Linked DNA regions of Homo sapiens: region 1 is linked to region 2. A link is a loop called in an ENCODE intact Hi-C map of the cell type or tissue named here. Cell type or tissue: heart right ventricle. All regions are shown on one strand. Each heading gives the region's core, and the rest is flanking DNA. Links, peaks and the distances in the headings are about the cores only. Region 1 overlaps RIMKLB (ribosomal modification protein rimK like family member B). Region 2 overlaps A2ML1-AS1 (A2ML1 antisense RNA 1).

What was found. Peaks named below come from ENCODE experiments on the same cell type or tissue, not always from the same donor. Only the 100,000 strongest peaks of a DNase experiment are listed, where the experiment ranks them.
Region 1: a loop joins it to region 2, with 1.8 times the contacts of the local background. A loop is called at or near these places in 7 of 110 quality-filtered maps.

Annotation. Positions count from the first base shown.
Region 1 is chr12:8,708,273-8,711,192 of GRCh38, reverse strand. All of the region lies in intron 1 of RIMKLB (ribosomal modification protein rimK like family member B), which reads right to left. Among named protein-coding and RNA genes, the nearest start is that of RIMKLB, 12 kb to the right of the region's middle. In heart right ventricle, for the core only: no CTCF peak of the experiment used is centred there; a DNase peak (open chromatin) is centred at 1,595; H3K4me3 peaks cover 895 bases; H3K27ac peaks cover 1,821 bases.
Region 2 is chr12:8,779,331-8,782,250 of GRCh38, reverse strand. The region is part of intron 1 of A2ML1-AS1 (A2ML1 antisense RNA 1); the gene reads left to right. It also overlaps a transcript of RIMKLB not described here. Among named protein-coding and RNA genes, the nearest start is that of LINC02972, 7.5 kb to the left of the region's middle. In heart right ventricle, for the core only: a CTCF peak has its summit at 1,674; no DNase peak of the experiment used is centred there.

The DNA of each region.
Region 1 (2,920 bases), core at 296-2,795, 71 kb after region 2:
GCGCAACCTTGGCTCACTGCAACTTCTGTCTCCTGGGTTCAAGCAATTCTCCTGCCTCAGCCTCCTGAGTAGCTGGGATTACAGATGCCCACCACCATGCCCAGCTAATTTTCGTACTTTTCTCTTTTTAGTAGATATGGGGTTTTGCCATGTTGCCCAAAATGATGGAATTATAGGCGTGAGCCAACAGGCCCGGTCTCTAATTTTTTTTTTTTTTTTTTTTTTTTGGTAAAGATGTGGTCTCACTACGTTGCCCAGACTGATCTCAAACTCCTGGCCTCAACCAATCCTCCCACTTTGGCCTCCCAAAGTGCTGGGGTTATGGCTGTGAGCCACCATGCCTTGCCAATCAATGATTAATTTCATTGCACAGTGGGTCTTCACCTGAGTGTGGCAGTTGCTGCCCCAATAGCAGTCAGGATGGAATGTTATAGTCACTAGCAATTGGGAAGCAGAAATGTTCCGCTGCTGATACATCAGTAGTCAGAAATTACATGGGCTACAACAGTGTTCCCGATGATTCTGAAATCAGAAAATAATATTCCCCTCTGAAGAGCCACAAAGCCTTCAGTCAACATGTTTTTCTAGGCCAGGCATGATGGCTCCTGCCTGTAATCCCAGAACTTTGGAAGGCCAAGGTGGGCGGATCACTTGGTCAGGAGTTTGAGACCAGCCTGGCCAATATGGCAAAACCCTGTCTTTACTAAAAATACAAAAATGAGCCAGGTGTGGCAGTACATGCCTGTAATCCCAGCTACTCGGGAGGCTGAGGCAGGATAATCGCTTGAACCCAGGAGGCGGAGGTTGTAGTGAGTGGAGATCGTGCCACTGCTCTCCAGCCTGGGTGACAGAGCGAAACTCCATCAAAAAAAAAAAAAAAAAAAAGAAGGAAACAAACAAACAAACAAACAAAACTGGCGGGGAGCGGTAGTTCATTTTGGGAGGCTGAGGTGGGCAGATCACTTGAGGTCAGGAGTTCAAGACCAGCCTGGCTGACATGATTAAGACTCCATCTCTACTAAAAATACAAAAAAAAAAAATAGCCGGGTGTGTTGGTGCATGCTTGTAAACCCAGCTACTCAGGTGGCGGAGGCAGGAGAATCACTTGAATCTGGGAAGTCGAAACTGCAGTGACCCCAGATGATGCCACTGGACTCCAGCCTGGAAAACAGCAAGACTCCATCTCAAAACAAAACAAAACAAAAACCACATTTTTCTACATTAAATCTCTGATTACCAGGTACAGTAGTCCCTCCATATCCACAAGGGATAATTCCAAGACCCCCAGTGGATGCCTGAAACTGCAGATAGTACATATACTATGTTTTTTCCTAAACATACATATCTATGATAATTTGCATATTAGGCACAGTAAGATGTTAGCAATAAAATAGAACAATTATAACAATATACTATGATAAAAGTTATATGAATGCGGTGTCTCTCCCACTCTCAAAATATCCTGTTGTACTGTGTCAGGGCGTAACTGAAACCACAGAAAGTGAAACCAGGGAAAGTGAAACCTGTCCAGTGGTACACTGCCATTCCCACAGGAGGACATGCGGCTAGCCTTCCTCGGTGCCCAAGCGATGGGGCCTCCCCAAGGGCTGCTGCAGCAACAGCTGCTTGCCTTCTTAGGGGTGCTCCAACTGGATTCACATCTGAGATGCCAGAAGTGTTGGGTGAAGACTTCAATCCCAAAGGTAGAGGCTCCAGGCGTGCCTGCCTGCTTCTGCCCCTCAATGGTTCTCTCCTAGCCTTGGGCACAGCTGTTTCCTCTTAACAGAATTTCAAAACATCTACTTTTCTATTTTTCCCATCTGCTAACATAAAGAAAAAAGAAAAACAGGAAAAAACAGAAATGCTGACAAGTCAAAAGGATTCCAGTAAATCTAAATAGTACAGGAGCTCAAAAGTGCACCAATAAAATGACAGTCCTGCTAATGATCCAGAATCTTAAAATTCAGACAATATTCACTATTTTAAAAGACAGTAGAGTCCTCTATAAAATAAAATGGCAAACTTTTTTCCTAGTAGTTTAAAGGAGTAAACTTGGTTACCCAATAAGATAACTGTAAGAAAATATTCTCCAGTAGCGAAACATAAACGCAGCAATTGCAAATGTCCACATATAGTATAGATGAGTACCGTATAGTATTTCCTCTCTTAGAATGTAAGCTCAGGTCAACCAATCCCATCCTCTCTTTATTTCCTCCAGTGCATCAAGAAAAACAATGTATAAATATCAGATGCTGAATAAATACTACTGACAAAAGTACCTTTTTTGAAATAAAGAGAAATTCTACAAAGAGAGTTTATTTTTGAGAGTTTTCCCACACAAACTTCTGGATCAGCATACCAATAAAAAACAGCACTGCATCTTGGAATACTCAGGCAAAACTGAGTATATGGGAATCTTAAAGTGCTTCATTCATCTTCTGAAATAGGAAATAAGCAGACATTTGTTTCACTGCTTAAGATTTCCTAAATTTTTTCTAAGGTAATAGTTTAGAAAGTACCACTTTGTTTCTCCCAACTTTTAGTTCCCTTATTAGACCAACCCGAGGAATAATTTTTCTACTTTAAAAGTTTTTCAAGTCAACATCCTGGGATCTAAAACTTAGTGTTGTTTCTTACTGGATCAAATTTCCTTAATAAACAAAGGAAAAGTTCAATGTTTAGAGTCAAAATCTCAAAATACATTACAAATATTTAAAGCTTCCAAAAGGATGTGTCAACCTATTCTGTACAGAGGACAAATGAGAGCATAAAAGATTTCTATTACATCACAGAATAAAAGAAAAAAAGTTAAAATGAAAGTCATTTCTCTCCCTCTCATCTTTCTTGTGAGGACCCTTCCCAAAGGTATTTATTCTAGTACAGAAAAAGCAAAAAATCACAATCTACCATCTGAAGATAT
Region 2 (2,920 bases), core at 183-2,682:
AATATGCCTAGACAAACAAAATTCAAGTTAAATGCTCTCTTGTGTTCCAGGTTAACTTAACAATAAATTACAGAAAAAAACAATTTTTGATTCAGATTAAAACTCAAGTTTATCATTTTCTTTCAGTTCTAAAGCATTAAAATTTTTATATAGTAATCAAAATTACTGTTCTGTCACCCAGGCTCAAGTACAGTAGAGAAAGAGTGAGACCCTGTCTCAAGGAAAAAAGGAAAAAAAAAAAAAGCTGAAATAAGATAAGAACCATATGCCTTTCATTTCTGTCCAACTGATCATACACAGCTTGGTTGCCAGAAACAACAGATACTATAGTTAAATAAGTAGTTGGGTGAATAAACAGGTCTGCATCTTATAAATTTAATTGACATTTACATTCTATAAATTTAATTGAAATTTACATTCTTTAATTCTAGAGAACTTCAAAGTATCATTTAATTTCTATTCAGTCTAGTCAAATTCTAATGAAGAATGCAAATGAAAAGTGGGGAGAGAGGGAGGAAGAGAAAGACAGACATGCACACTCTCTTAGGAAAAACAGGCAGGCAGAGATGGAAAATGGCAACATCGGATAATTAAAATTCAGGACTGAATGTGAGAAAAAGCAGCTTACAAACAGACTTGGATAAGGGAGAGGCACAAAGACAGGGAGAGATAGAGGAACAGGGGAAAAGCCCAGCCAGATAAGCAAGAGAGAAAGGTGAACAGGCAGGGTGGAACTGATGGCAGAGTGGAACATGGCACAGTGACAAAGAAATGGGTCTTGACCTAGATAGCCAGCTGGAAGAGATCACGCCACCCTCAGTAATTTTTTTTCCAATTATACTCTTTGTTATCTCCCAAAGCTCCCACTAAAAAGGGAAGAATCTTTTAGTTTTGATTTTTATTTATTTGAGATGGAGTTTTGTTCTTGTTGCCCAGGCTGGAGTGCAGTGACTTGATCTCCACTCACTGCAACCTCTGCCTCCTGGGTTTCAAGCGATTCTCCTGCCTCAGCCTCCCGCGTAGCTGGGATTACAAGTGCCCGCCACCACGTCCAGCTTATTTTTGTATTTTTAGTAGAGATGGGGTTTCTCCATGTTTGCCAGGCTAGTTTTGAACTCCTGACCTCAGGTGATCCACTCTCCTCAGTCTCCCAAAGTGTTAGGATTACAGGCGTGAGCCACAGTACGTGGCCAGAACCTTTTATTTGTATAAAATGATTAACAATGCATATTTTATTTATCTTGCAAATTAAAAACATTCAGATTTACTGTCCACATAATTTTGCCATAATTAAAGGTCACATATACCAACATGCTGAGGAGAAAAATCCTAATTTTACATACTATTAGTTATTATTCAAAGTAAAGAATGACAGTTTACCAGTGAGGTCAAATTCAACGTTAAGGCAAGGACCTACAGGCATTTATGATTACATGCCATAGTACCAATCATATAATTTATATAACATTGCTATCAGACTAAAAACACATTCTTAGTTAAAGATAACTTACCATTTAGAGTCAAAATGCAGGAATCTTAGTCCTGTTTCCATTTTTGTCCCCCTTGCTTCACTTGGTATGTCATGCTCTATCTCTTCTCCTATGCAGACTTTAAGTCAGTAGCCATCAATCTGAAGAATTCCTTCCTCTGCTGCCACCTACCAGTTTAGTTGTCTGCTGCAGCAGAAGGGTATATAGAAAAAGTTCTTGCTTACCATTCAGATTAAATAAGAAAAAATTCCTTTGTTTAACATTTCGTATTTTTGCACATACACCAACTTTTTAATGTTTCTCCAAGACCTTCCCTCCAAAAATAAAAAACAAAAATCTCAATCACATAAAATCAAACACTGTATGATCCATGTTCATGCTAAGCTGGGAAAATTTCCAAAAAAAGTAGAAAGAAAGTGGTAAGATTTAGCCACTCAGCAGCTGCCACCTCAAGAAGCCATTTTCTTGTCTGTTTCCTTCTTTACCTACCCCTACAACCTATGAACAAATACCATAACTTAAAAATTTAGGTAGTCTACAACTCCTACAAATTTTAAGTTCAGAGACTACCCAAAGAACTGTGGAAGATGCAGCAATATAAAAGTTTTTTAAAGTAATTCTAGAAACTAAGGGTGTTAGGTGCTTTACCTGCTTGAGTTTTCAATGTTCTGGACTGCTTATTGCCCAATGGCTCTGAATACATTAAAACACGAACACATACGCCACCTACATTTAAAATAGGGTAGCATTTGTATGCCCATATAAGCAGTGGGTATATTTTTTGCAAAAGAGTAATAAATTCATTAAGTCTTTTAAAAAGGACTGACCATAGATGCACATTTCCTCAAACTGTATACATACATACATAAAAGAATTAGGGGAAAAGGGGAGACAGAATGACAAATGTAATAGCAGTTGTAGAACTGGGCATCAACACAGCATAAACGTCTTCTGTTTGTTCAAATCCTGAGATTCATTTCTATTCCCATTCTTTTTGTCATCTAGGTCTATGTTTCAAATTTATTCTACATTAGCTATTAAGGGACAGTCTCCAGTAAATGAACTAGAAATAGCAGTAATGGCTTGTTTTTGTTCCACCCTCCCACTGCCTTCATCAAGATAAAAATATGTAGTTTTGCCAACTTTAAAAAAATCAGGAAATAAAACAAATACTGACATAAGCACCAAAGACTAGTCAACAGTGGCACTGAAGTGACATTGCTTCTACTTTCTCATTCCTTCCCCCGATCTCAAACCCCACCCTTTGACCTCTGTATATGGGATGAGCCTGAGCAGGAGAGTTGGTGATGTCAGGACTGCGCCGTTCCCACGGATGCTCCTAGAGGCCTGCTGTGCTTCTGGGAACTGAGGCACAGGGATGTCTGTCTGACTGAAACCTAAAACAACAACAGTTCACCCCACCCCTCATG